4 separate regions of the Homo sapiens genome follow, and all the other regions are linked to region 1. Evidence: chromatin contacts called from ENCODE Hi-C or POLR2A ChIA-PET data. All regions are on one chromosome and are shown on one strand. The core of a region is the stretch at or near the end of the contact, and the rest is flanking DNA. Distances in the headings are between cores, read along the strand shown.

Evidence for each region. A loop is a pair of places that touch in the nucleus more often than their neighbours do. ChIA-PET counts read pairs that join two places held with the same protein, here RNA polymerase II (POLR2A). Pooled maps may share reads with other maps.
Region 2: a loop to region 1 is called in a map with no recorded cell type, with 4 times the contacts of the local background. The contact joins two enhancer-like sites. A Hi-C loop is called at or near these places in 9 of 37 single-sample maps with no recorded cell type and 6 of 50 pooled maps. POLR2A ChIA-PET finds 5 or more read pairs at or near these places in 1 of 52 experiments (GM12878).
Region 3: a pooled map shows a loop between it and region 1 (2.1-fold over the local background). The contact joins two enhancer-like sites. A Hi-C loop is called at or near these places in 1 of 50 pooled maps. POLR2A ChIA-PET finds 5 or more read pairs at or near these places in 2 of 52 experiments (GM12878 and H1).
Region 4: a map of mammary epithelial cell shows a loop between it and region 1 (6-fold over the local background). The contact joins two enhancer-like sites. A Hi-C loop is called at or near these places in 3 of 168 maps with a recorded cell type or tissue (MCF 10A, PC-3 and mammary epithelial cell) and 5 of 50 pooled maps. POLR2A ChIA-PET finds 5 or more read pairs at or near these places in 1 of 52 experiments (activated T-cell).

The regions. Positions count from the first base shown.
Region 1 is chr5:119,469,174-119,472,090 of GRCh38, forward strand. The region is part of intron 2 of HSD17B4 (hydroxysteroid 17-beta dehydrogenase 4); the gene reads left to right. Among named protein-coding and RNA genes, the nearest start is that of HSD17B4, 18 kb to the left of the region's middle. RefSeq lists enhancers at 653-1,384, 1,385-2,116. Within about 2 kb of position 1,423, at least 2 of the 41 ENCODE cell types and tissues checked have a DNase peak (open chromatin) inside an H3K27ac peak, as active enhancers do.
Region 2 is chr5:120,095,224-120,098,207 of GRCh38, forward strand. No RefSeq gene overlaps it. Among named protein-coding and RNA genes, the nearest start is that of PRR16, 370 kb to the right of the region's middle. Within about 2 kb of position 1,453, at least 2 of the 41 ENCODE cell types and tissues checked have a DNase peak (open chromatin) inside an H3K27ac peak, as active enhancers do.
Region 3 is chr5:120,387,027-120,390,173 of GRCh38, forward strand. No RefSeq gene overlaps it. Among named protein-coding and RNA genes, the nearest start is that of PRR16, 76 kb to the right of the region's middle. Within about 2 kb of position 1,430, at least 3 of the 41 ENCODE cell types and tissues checked have a DNase peak (open chromatin) inside an H3K27ac peak, as active enhancers do.
Region 4 is chr5:120,051,911-120,054,700 of GRCh38, forward strand. No RefSeq gene overlaps it. Among named protein-coding and RNA genes, the nearest start is that of PRR16, 410 kb to the right of the region's middle. Within about 2 kb of position 1,426, at least 4 of the 41 ENCODE cell types and tissues checked have a DNase peak (open chromatin) inside an H3K27ac peak, as active enhancers do.

The DNA of each region.
Region 1 (2,917 bases), core at 173-2,672:
TGGATTTCCTTAAGATCATCATTTTGAATTCCCTTTCAGGAATTTCGTAGATTTTCTTCTATTTAGGTTTGTTACTGGAGAGTTGTGTTTCTTTGGAGGTGTTGTGTTTCCCTGTTTTTCCATGTTTCTTTTTTTTTTTTAACTTAAAAAAAGTGTTTAAAGAAAGGTATCTATTTTTATTTCTTTATTTATCCACCTAGAGACAGGGTCTCACTCTGTTGCCCAGGCTGGAGTACAGTGGCGCGGTCTCGGCTCATTGCAACCTCTGCCTCCTGGTTCAAGCAATTCTCCTGCCTCAGCCTCCTTAGTAGTTGGGACTACAGGTGTCCACCACCACGCCTGGCTAATTTTTGTTATTTTTAGTAGAAATGTAGTTTCATCATGTTGGCCATACTGGTCTCAAACTCCTGACCTCAAGTGATCCACCTGCCTGGGCCTCCCAAAGTGCTGGGATTGCAGGCGTGAGCCACTGCACCTGGCCTGTTTTTCCATGTTTCTTTTGTTCCTACATTGATATTTGTGTGTCTAGTAGAACAGTCGTATCTTCCCCTTTTATGAATTAACTTTTGTAGGGAAAGACTTTTTTCTCTATGTATCAGTTAGGTTAGGTGTTTGGTTTAGCTTCTGGTTGGGCACAGATGTGTAATTGCCTTGTGATTTCTTTGGCTGTAATCAACATCAACAGTGTCTGTATGTGCCTCAGTGGCCTTGACTTTGGGGTTTGTGGAGACAGTGGCATGGTTTTGCTGGGAACAGGGATTGCCAGATGGGTTAGTTGTCTGTCCCTGGTGGGTGAGCATGGTGCATGGTAGATCCTCCATGGGAGGGGGAAGGGTTGCTGGTGGTGTCAGTTGTCTTGGTCCATATGGGGCACATGTGGCACATGGTTGCTCTACTGCTAGATAGGTCATGGTTGCTTGAGGTGATAGATGCTGGCCAGGCTAATTCTCAGTCTCTGGGGAATGCGTATGTCAGCCTTTCTCTTCCTGGTGGCAGCGTCCCCATTGTACTTGAATGTCTGTTTTTTTTTTTGGAGTGTAGGGTGCTGCATGGACTCAGGTGCTGAGGTCATAGTGGTACCACTGAAACTAGCTGGGGTCATGATCCTGCAGCCTTCTGTGTGGGCATGGTGGGATGATGGCAGATGGCACCCCTAGGATGTGGAGGTGTCTGGGCTATTGGCCTCCAGGTCAGAATGCACACCAGCAGTGGTTCCATTACCAAAATGGTGTCATACTGTAACAGCTTGGGTCTCATGGGATAGGGAGGACTCAGCTTGTGTTTCTTTTCAGGAGCAATTCAGCTGTGTATACTCCAGGCAGGTTCCTATACTGAGCTCAGGGTCTGTGATTACAGGTATTTGTGATGGTAATGGCGACTCTTGGGTGTCCCCCACTTAACCTTTTGCCCACAATGGGAAGTCCCTGTCAGCTCTAAGCTGATTCCATCTGGATGCTTCACTTCCCCCTCTAAGCTGCCATGCAGAGTTTCTGTGCCTCAGAGGGTTTTTGTCACTTCCTTGCTGAATTTTCATGTTCTCTCTTAGACATTCTACCTGAAGTGCTGTTATTTGTTGTTTTGATTCTTCTCTGCGGAGGAGACAAGGATTGGGCACCTCTAGTTGGCCATCTTGATGACATCTAACCAGTATTTTCTAGTTAAGATTTTAATTTCTGTGATTTCGCTCTGGTGATAATGGGATTGCTGAGTGGGTCAGTGTCAATTTAGTGGTCTCTAATGTAGAGATTTGTTTGAGATAAATTTACCCCAATATTATTTAACTACCCATGATTGATCTCAATAAATTATTTATCCAGCTTTCAATGCTTGCCTGCCTGGTTGCGCTTTGTAAAATTTCCACTTGGGGGTAGTGTTTCATTGCACAATCAAACAATGCTTTCTTCACTTAAGTATCACGTTTTCTAATTTGCTTTTGAACTTTCTTGTGCTTAAAAAGGGTCATAAAAGACTGTTAACTGTCTTAAAATCTTGATTTTTTTAACTGGTTGTTTCCTGTCATTTGAATAATTGCATTGAAATGAACAATTAATAAGAATTCAGTCTTTTGAGAATCCTAACACTTTTTCCATCTCTTGAGGGATAATACAAGCCTCTTTCTATTATTTTGTGTCTTGTAACATTTTTATTTTCAGTAAGACTTATCATATTATACTATCAAAAAAAAATCTCAGTCCACATTTTGAAAAACTCATTTCCTGTTTTTAAAAAGTTAAGTGAAAATATATATGCCTTAGCTAATTTTAGGCATTGGCTTTTTCTCCATATTATCCCATTACTTATTTATCCAATTCCACTTTCAACTCTCACCCCAGTTTTAAAAAGAGCAGTTTTTCAGAAGAAAAAAAAATCTTGTTTAAAAAAAATTGTGTTAATCATAACTATTACATTTTCATGTATACCATTATGCTATTTATTAATTAGTAACTTTTTTATTGTTACAGCTTTCAAAATCTATGCAATAACCCTATGGAGAAGATCATTTCACAATGCAGATTCTTTGTTTCAAGTAATTCTCTTAAGTTCTGTTTTTCCAAGTTATTTGGCATTTATCTATGTATCTTTTTATTAGTTTTTGCATGTTATTTTGTAAATTTTTTCATAAATTATTGTGTAAATTAACTTTGATATTTGTTCTTATTTGATTATGTTGGCTTGGATATACACTTTATGCTAAAATCTGTGTATTACTGTGGCCATCGCATACTTAACTTTCAATAGATTATAAACTCTTTGAGGGCAAACACCATTCTTATACATTTGTGTGTCCCTCTGTAGATTTTCCTGCAAATAGTAAATTATCAATTAATGTTTGTAAATATATAATTGGATATAGGGAGATGTTTTATGGTAAGTGTCATCAGTTAAACATATGAACATGGAGTTATGGTATAAATTA
Region 2 (2,984 bases), core at 203-2,702, 630 kb after region 1:
CAGAAAGATAACCACTTCAATATCTCTCAGCCCTTTAATCAAAGAAGTGTCTCTAAGGTTATTTCTTCTACCATATCATATATCACCTGTTGGCTGCAGCTGCTGAGGGCTTTGGTGTTTAACCATTTGATGTCCCTTGGGTTCAGGCACTTCTGTGTATAAGGATATGATTTAGACACTTGTGAAGTTTATTTGCAGAAGTGCTGTCTGCTCTAAATCAGTCACGGCTATAGTGGGAAGACAAATAACTAAAACACCTTTGATCAAATCTCTGAGACATTACTACAAGTGTTAAATACATTTTTGAAGATAGGCCAAGTAGCAAATTAGAAAACAGTTGTTGATTTCAGAAATATTTTGGAAGTGTCTGGTAACTCAAATTTAGCAGGGACGGTAATTTTACTTATTGAACAAAAGTGAGTCATAAATAATCCTAGGAAATTAAGCAGCTGGACTAGCATAGGACTTGCATATTTTATGATTTTAAATGATCCCAAAACCAACTCAAAATAAATCTTAACAATTAAAAAAATTTAACAGTGAAACCTCTCTGTTTCTCTAAGAACTTTGTGATTGCTTATTTTCTGTGATTATCACTTTAGTGAAATGTTTATTACTATGTGAAAAGTATCTCTCATCTGTTATTCATATATCTGAGGTCTCCCAATTTCTCATTCAAACTAATATGTTAACTTCTTTTAAACTGAGACCTGCAGGTCCTCCCATAAATATCAGACTATTTTGAAAGTAACAGAAACTAAGTTTCTAGAAAGCAATTGTCATGATTCCTGGCACAAGCCAGTGTTTGGAGAGTAATTTTGTTCAGGATCATTGACATTTTGATTTCTAAGAATTTGTTCAAAGAGAAAGTATAGAAAATTAATCTTGAGCCATTCAGACAGCATTAAAGAAGTGAATCTGGAGTAGAGGAGTTGAGGTAGATGTTTAAAAAGAACTATCACAAAAATACAATGGGAGCTGAGAGTATGATTCCAGGGGATTTAGGGAACTATAAAAGGAAAAAATAACTGATTCCTTTGTCTCTCATCGGGACGCAGATAATTTTTTTAAAATGTTATTTTTATAGCCAGAAAACTTCTGTTTTATTATAATGAAGTTTCTCAGATAGTGCTTCAAGGACTTCAAATTGTGCAAAACTTGAAAACTCGTGAAAGGGACCTGTATATAACTGAGGATAAGATTATAAATTCCTTGAGAACAGTTATCAGGGCTAATCATTAATATAGTTCCCTAAGCTTCTAGGATTTTATATGTTGCACTATAAATAGCTATTGAATGAGTAAACAATGTGAATAGACGTATGCTCCTTTGTGCATTTTCTGTGCTAAGCCTGAGTCATTTTGAAGTAATTTGACATATTTTATATTCCTCGCTTCAGTATTTTGACTGTAAATTTGAGATTGACACTTCTTTTCTTGAGTATAGGCATGACTTGTAGAGAGGGAAAGTGAAACCAGCCATCAGGGTACAAGTCACTTTATGATAAACAAAACGGGTACAGAAAAAAACCAACCTACCCACCCCTGCCTCCCAGATTTTTAACTAATGAACTGTGTCTAAGACACCAATAGTAAGTAACTTTTTGCCAACAGTATGTTGGTTTGATTAAGCTTGCCCTTCTATTTATTTTTTATTGTATTTACTTTTACAAAATAGAATTTGATTATTTTAAACTAAGAAAAACAGTGTTATATGTTAATACAATGCACTTTTTTTGTTCTTTTATTTCTTGTAGTAAAGACAAGAGGATTTGTCTTTTGACATTTAAGTCCAGTAGTAAGAGTTCTTTATCTTTTCCTGTGATCTTGGAAGATTACATGGCTGATGGCTTTAATTGTGCTTCTACCTTACTTTGTAGTTGGTGCAAAGAAATGGTTTGTGAATTCTGATGGGAAATGAGTTAGGCCAGTAAGTAACTTTGTTTGAAGATGCACAACATAAACAACTTCAGTAATGCTTAGTTGCTTAGATACAGTACGCCAGAAGAATCAATATATTTGTGTACATAATTAGTTTGGCTTGGTAAGTATTCAGTTTTTCTGATGAATTTTCGTTTGGCTGTTTTCATAATATGAGCTAGCAGATTGAGTATTTTGTCAACCTAGGAAAAAATAGACAAAAGATGTCTCTTTAACCTTCAGTAAATGTTTGATATTTAACCTCTGTGCTCTGTATTTAGTAATAGGTTATTACTTTGTGCCTCAAACAGTTTTAATTTGTATATTATGTACATGTTTGTATATTTTTTACTGGAGTTGGGAAACGCTAACTCGATTAAAGCTTTGGTTTCTCAATTTGTTGATAACAATGTATAAAACCCTCTATTGTGCATTCATACTGCTTTAAAAAAGACAAATATTTCAACCTAACATATAGCTAGACGTGGCTCATTAAAGCACATCTTACTCTACATTTTCTTTTTGAATTTTTTGGCAGAAAAATTTACCAATGCAGAAACTTGGGACATAGTATTATTTTAATTCCTAGAAAGAAAACATTAAATAAATATATTAAAGTCATATAAATATATCTTGATTATATATAAAATCATATAGTAAAAGAAATGATTATATTTTGTTAGTCAATCTTTGTGAGATAATTCAAATTTAAATTAATATTCTAAAATTTTTCAGAGCTTATTTTCCTATTCTTAGAAAATAAAAACACCCCTAAGTAGTAATATTGTTTATGACAGTGTTTTTGCCTTTGTTAGTCATTTTCTGCTTTTAATTGTCATATTGCTCAATTGGTATTAATTTCTTTTTAAGGAAGAATTGAAAACTCAAGCAGAAAAAAATAACTAAAGAACAAAAGGCCAAATGCTGAACGTTGAATTAAGTTGGTGGAAGTGAAAAAATTTTAATATGTAAAAGATGGCATTAAAACTGCTTTTGCACACTGCCTTTGCCAGAGAGAGAAGCCAAAGGGGTTTGTTAGGAGTATAAGAAGGAGGTTTAAAAGTA
Region 3 (3,147 bases), core at 180-2,679, 920 kb after region 1:
GTTCAAGATGAAGGTGCTGCAGATCTTGTAAAGACCCACTTTTAGGTTCATAGAATGGCACCTCCTCACTGTATGCTCATGTGATGGAAGGAGGGAGGGTTCTTTCTGGATCCCTTTTATAAGGTTAAGAATCCCATTCACAAGGTCTCTGCCCCAAGACTGAATCACCTCCCAAAGGCCCCACCTCTTAATAACATCACTTTGGGGGATAGAATTTCAACATATGAATTTTGTTTGGGGCACAAACATTCAGACTGCAGCAAAGAGTAAAGAATGGAAAAATATGAAGATTAGTGTCTGTGGAGGGCTCACTTTCTGATTCATATTTGGCATCTTCTACCTGTGTCCTCACATGGTGGAAGGGAAGAATTCTGATCTCTTCAGACTCTTATAAAGTCACTAATACCATTTTTGAGTGCCCTGCCCTCATAACCTAATCACCTCCCAAAGACCCCTCTTGGGGATTAGGCTTTAACATACAAGTTTTGGGGAGATACAAACATTCAGTTTACAACAGGTATGAGTGTAAGGCCTCCTTCCCCAACTGGCCTGACCCAACTGGCTCAGAACTGATCTGCAGTGTGAAATCCTCCCTACCCCATCATCTTTCCTTCCCCTTCTACTTCTACAGGCTTAGATCTGCATCTTGGTTTGGAGGTTCTTTTCACCTTCTCCAACTCTCTTGCCTTTATCCTTAGCAGATGTTTTCCCAGTAAATGTTTTTCATGTCTAATCCCATCTTGGCATTTGTTTCTCAGATAACCTTAATTTACATAACCTAAAATAAATAAATCTGAAGAGATATAGTTCTATTTAATTCCCAATTCTTTTTATCTCTATTATTCATAGATGTTTTCACATTAATTGAATATTCACTCAAATCAATTTAAATCTCAGTTCTCTAGCTTAGCTTTTCCTTTCAAAATAAAGCCTTGAGGCTTTAAATTAGAATTGGTGTTTTTGCTGGGGAAATAATTCATAAGTACCTTAGACTAAGAGTATTTGTGATGACAAAGTGGAAGAGCTAGAAAAATACAATTAAAATAAACATTTTAAAATCACTTTCAGAAGTTCAATTGATACGTTTCCTAAAATTATCACAGTAGCAGCAGGTTTTCACAGATGTCAAAGTCTCAGGTCTTTGTTCCTATATGCAGTATAAAGGGTTTCAGGATTCTTCTGCCTCTTTGGTGGGGATGCTGACCATTCATTCATTAATTAGTTCACTTATTCATTAAGCAGATGTGTGTGGAATATTTTACCAGTGGGCAGGCTCTATGGTGAGTGTATTTCTCAAGTATTTATTAGATCCTAAAAACAGCTAACCTTTGCCTTCTGTTGAATTTGACAGCTGGAACACAAATTTAAGTAAATGCCAGAGTTTCACTCTAAAGATGAAGCAATTTCCTCTATTTGAAACTGTTTGTCCTTTTTGGTTCTGCACAGCTCAGTCAAAAGACATTTATACAAACTTCTAGTGGCTGATTCCCATAACCAAATTAACCACAAAATTCTACAAGAACAGGATATGATTCATACTTTGCTCAATGTCTTTATTTCTGTCAGTTTGTAAAATTTTTTTTTTCTTTTACTAGTGTTGGATGCACTAGCTCTAATGTCAGCAACAACATTTTATATGTATGCACACCTTTCTTCCTACATCTGCTCCTATGCCTGCCATGTGAAAGCCTCTGCTGTGCTCTGTAACAGTCTTCTCTGGCCAGCACTGGCACCACTTTTTTCAGTGTCCCCCAGTCTTTTTTGCATGCCTCTTCTCCTTTCCTGGCTGTCCTTTGACAATCACTATTTTTTTGGTACCTCTCCTCATCCTAAATTTTGTTTCACTGCCCAGAGATGCAAAACTTCCAGATGCTAAAGGAAAACTCCTTTAATCAAGGGACCATAACTTTCCTTCCCAGTTATCTCATGGATAGATCTCTTTCCAATAAAATTATTACTTTTTATGTTTTTGAATTTTCATTTATAATGATTTCTACTGTTGCTCTGAGAAATTGGTTAAAAATTTTGCAATAGCCGGGCATAGTGGCTCATGCCTGTAATCCCAGCACTTTGGGAGGTCAAGGTGGGCAGATCACCTGAGTTCGAGATCAGCCTGACCAACACGGTGAAATCCCATCTCTACTAAATATACAAAATTAGCCGGGTGCAGTGGCGCATTCCTGTAATCCCACTATTCAGGAGGCTGAGGCAGGAGAATTTCTTGAACACGGGAGGTGGAGGTTGCAGTGAGCTGAGATTGTGCCACTGCACTCCAGCCTGGGCAACAGGAGCGAGGCTCCATCTCAAAAAAAAAAAAAATTGCAATAACTAATTTCAGAAGACATTTTAGATACTTGAAGCCTATTTTTAGAAACATAATGTAATTTTATATTTAATTATGTATTCATATTTTAAAGAAGTATGATAGGGTGTTTAATAGAAACATTCAAGCATAAATATATACTAGGATAAACATTTCTATGGCAAATTGGATGAAAATATAATTTCATTGAGAAAAAATAATGAGCCTTTTTAATATTAAAAATAATTTGTTCATATACTGAATGATAGGTTAATCACATAATTACTATTATATTTATAATCCTTTTGGCTGTCTTTTAAAAAATAACAGTTGTATTTAAAATGGAAATAATATCCTTTTTAGCTATTGAAATATATGATACAAATTTTACATTCTAACTTTTAAAATGTATAAGAAAATACCTAGTTTTGAAAATCACCTTAGGAAGTGTCATTGTCTGTTCAGATGCTATCATAAAACCCCTTAGACTGGGTGGCTTATAAACAACAGAAATTTATTTCTCACAGATCCAGAAGCCGGGATGTCCAAGATCAATGTAGTGCAGATCTTGTAAAGACTCACTTTCAGGTTCATAGACCAGCACCTCCTCACTGTCTCTTCATGTGATGGAAGGAGGGAGGGATCTCTCTTGGGCCTCTTTTATAAAGGCACAACTTCATTGATGAGGGCTGTGCTGCAGAACTAATAACTTCCCAAAGGCCCAACTTGTTAAATACCATCACCTTGGGGGTTAGGATTTCAACATATGAATTTTGGGGTGATGCAAACATTCAGATCACAGCAGGTAGTAAAGGACTGAAAAAGGTGAAGATCTGCAAGTCTCA
Region 4 (2,790 bases), core at 176-2,675, 580 kb after region 1:
TGATTTCAATGTCATTTCAGAAGTCTTTTAATTTCATGCTATAATATTAATAAGAATGTCAGTTTCTTTCAGAAGTTGTCACCTAAGCCATATAAAAATCTTGGTTTCTGAAGCAGGAGAGCTTAAATTAATAGTAGTTTTGTTTGTTCAACCAGTCAATGAACATCTTTATAATCTCAGTGAAATATATCATCAGCCCCTCTTTCCTTAAGAGAACAAACCTGTTAGTAAAATACATTTGTAAAGGCATTATTTGTAGCATTACATCTTAATCTGACCCAAGGGTTATGTTAACAGCCTATTACATGTCATTTCCGTTCTTCATCTTTGCCAGTTCATTCTTACTAAATAATTTCTTTAAGTGGAAACTTCCTATGAAAGATTGTCATTTTGAGGTTATGGGAATTTGGAAATTCTCTATAACTGAACATCAAGTAGTCAGTTTGTCAAAACTTCCTATCTCTTATCTATCAATCATATGCTTTTGAATCAGTTTGAGATAAAGCTTTTTCTGGCTGTGATGACTTTCTGATTTATTAGAATCTGCATTGTATATCTTTTGTTAGTAACCATGTGACTTGATACGGGAACAGACTCGTTTTCAAAAACGTTGAAAAGATCTATTCTGGAGAATTGCATCTTATTTTTCACAGTGACAACCCTGAGATTGTGGGATTTGCCTTTGGTATACAAATAAAAATTTAACTTTAGGCACCCAATCCAACATGGCAGAAATACAAACATCTTCAGGGCTATGCTGACTGCTGCTACTCATCTTAAACTCATAGAATGAATTGAAGCCAACCATTATGTGAATGGCACTCAAGAGCTGTGGGGACTTGTGATAGAGCCCAGGTGATATTTTTTGTCTCTCTACGTAAAAATTAATAGAAATATTCCACTTATGATTCCTTTAATCAACAATGAATATTCTTTCCCCCTGTGCTATAAGAAAATGATTAAAATTTGAGGGAGCATGCCATTTAGAATCCTTTGTAGGGCAGAAATGAGACTCTCTTTCTTGGCACCATGAGATTACCTAAGCATCCCATACCCTCTTTAGAAATGACAAGGAAAAGAAAAGACAGTTTAAACCATTGGGGCTTTACATAAAAGAGTCTGGAAGAAACAGTTTTAACTGGAGAGGACTGCAAAATCTTGTTAAGCAAACTTCAATTCCATCCACCCATCCCGGGGGAAGAAGATTAGGTCAGTTACAAAAAATAAAGAGGCTACATTATTCCATCTTTCCTTCACATTTTCATAAATACATGTTCTTTTATCCTGTTAACACATTACAGAACATACAAACCCTTTCATTAGAGATATAGTTAGTTACCCACCAGGTGCAGGAAAACATTTTTGGGGGTTTTCTGCCAATGTCTATGAAGTGTTGGACACAAACAGTGTCCTGATCTCCAAAGTCTTGGAGTACATGGTGTACTTCAAACTGTAGGGTGCTGAATGTTCCGCTGCACATGTCTTTGTCCAAGATTTTATTTGCCATGTTCCTGGAACTTTCACATTTCTGTCAGACACTAGTTATTCATTTGTTTACTTTTTTGGCTGTCTTGAGAAACTAAATTATATTTATATTGACTATCTTCTTTACTTTTTTCTCCCTCCCTTCCTCCATGTCTCTCCCTTCCTTCTTTTTTTTCAACTTAAGTGTTGTCACTGTTTCTATCTTTCCACTGAAGAGAGCTATAAATATGCCTGGCTTTTTCAAAGAGCAAAATGCAGACTTACGTCTTCAGTGTAGTACAAACTTACCAGAGCAAATTTTAATCTAGATAGGGGTGTAAAGACATGAGAATGTTCAATTCTGTAAGAACGTTCAATGTTAGTAAAACAGTAGGTTCCCTAAAATACTTGAGATTTTTCAGATACAAGATGTTTGGCAAAATTTATAAAAGCTGATATTTCAAATTCTACAGAACTGAATTTCATCGTTATTTATTTGAAAGCAATATTATTCAAATTAAGACTATTATACATTTCCTATTCTATTTTATTTATAGATTTCAATCAGTAGGTCTTCGTACTGCCAAAATTAATCTCAGAGTAATATGAGAAAAATGAACATGTTCTTAGTCCAAGAATAATAAGGGTATTTTAAGCAACCGGAAGGCCATTTGGGACAAATGAAATATGAGCTTCTGTTCCTGGGTATTTTGTCAAAGGAATTAGGCTGAATACGGCAATAACCAGTTTCTCTTATCTTTGCTTAAAATCAGTACAAAATAACCTTCTGGTGAAGGATAACAACAAAGCAAGTTTTAGTTTTCCAAAACTTCCTTTATCTGCTTAGAACAAATTCTGTCATAATTTTAGCTTAAGTTCATATGGGCAACTAAACGTGTTAAAAAAATAACATTAAAATATTTATAAAATTTATCCACAGATTGTTAGTAATTAAATATTATAAGTATTAAAATACATTTGCAAGGGTGTTATTAGTTTTATGTATAATTTAGTATATTCCAGAAATACGTGTGACTGTTGAGCATTTGTTAATTTCAGAGACATCTATACGGTGCTAGTAGTTCTAGTTCTAGCAGTTCAGCCATTAGCTGATGTACAGTAGTGTCACTTATTATTTTATTCATCGTAGGACTAAAAGCAAATTTCCTAGCCATAGTTAGACAGATGAGGTTTTAAAATATCCTGATTCGTCTGGGCACAGTGACACATGCCTGTAATCCCAGCACTTTGGGAGGCCGAGGCGGGTGGATCATGTGAGGTCAGGAGAGTGAGACCAGCTTGGCCAACATGGTGAAACCCTGTCTC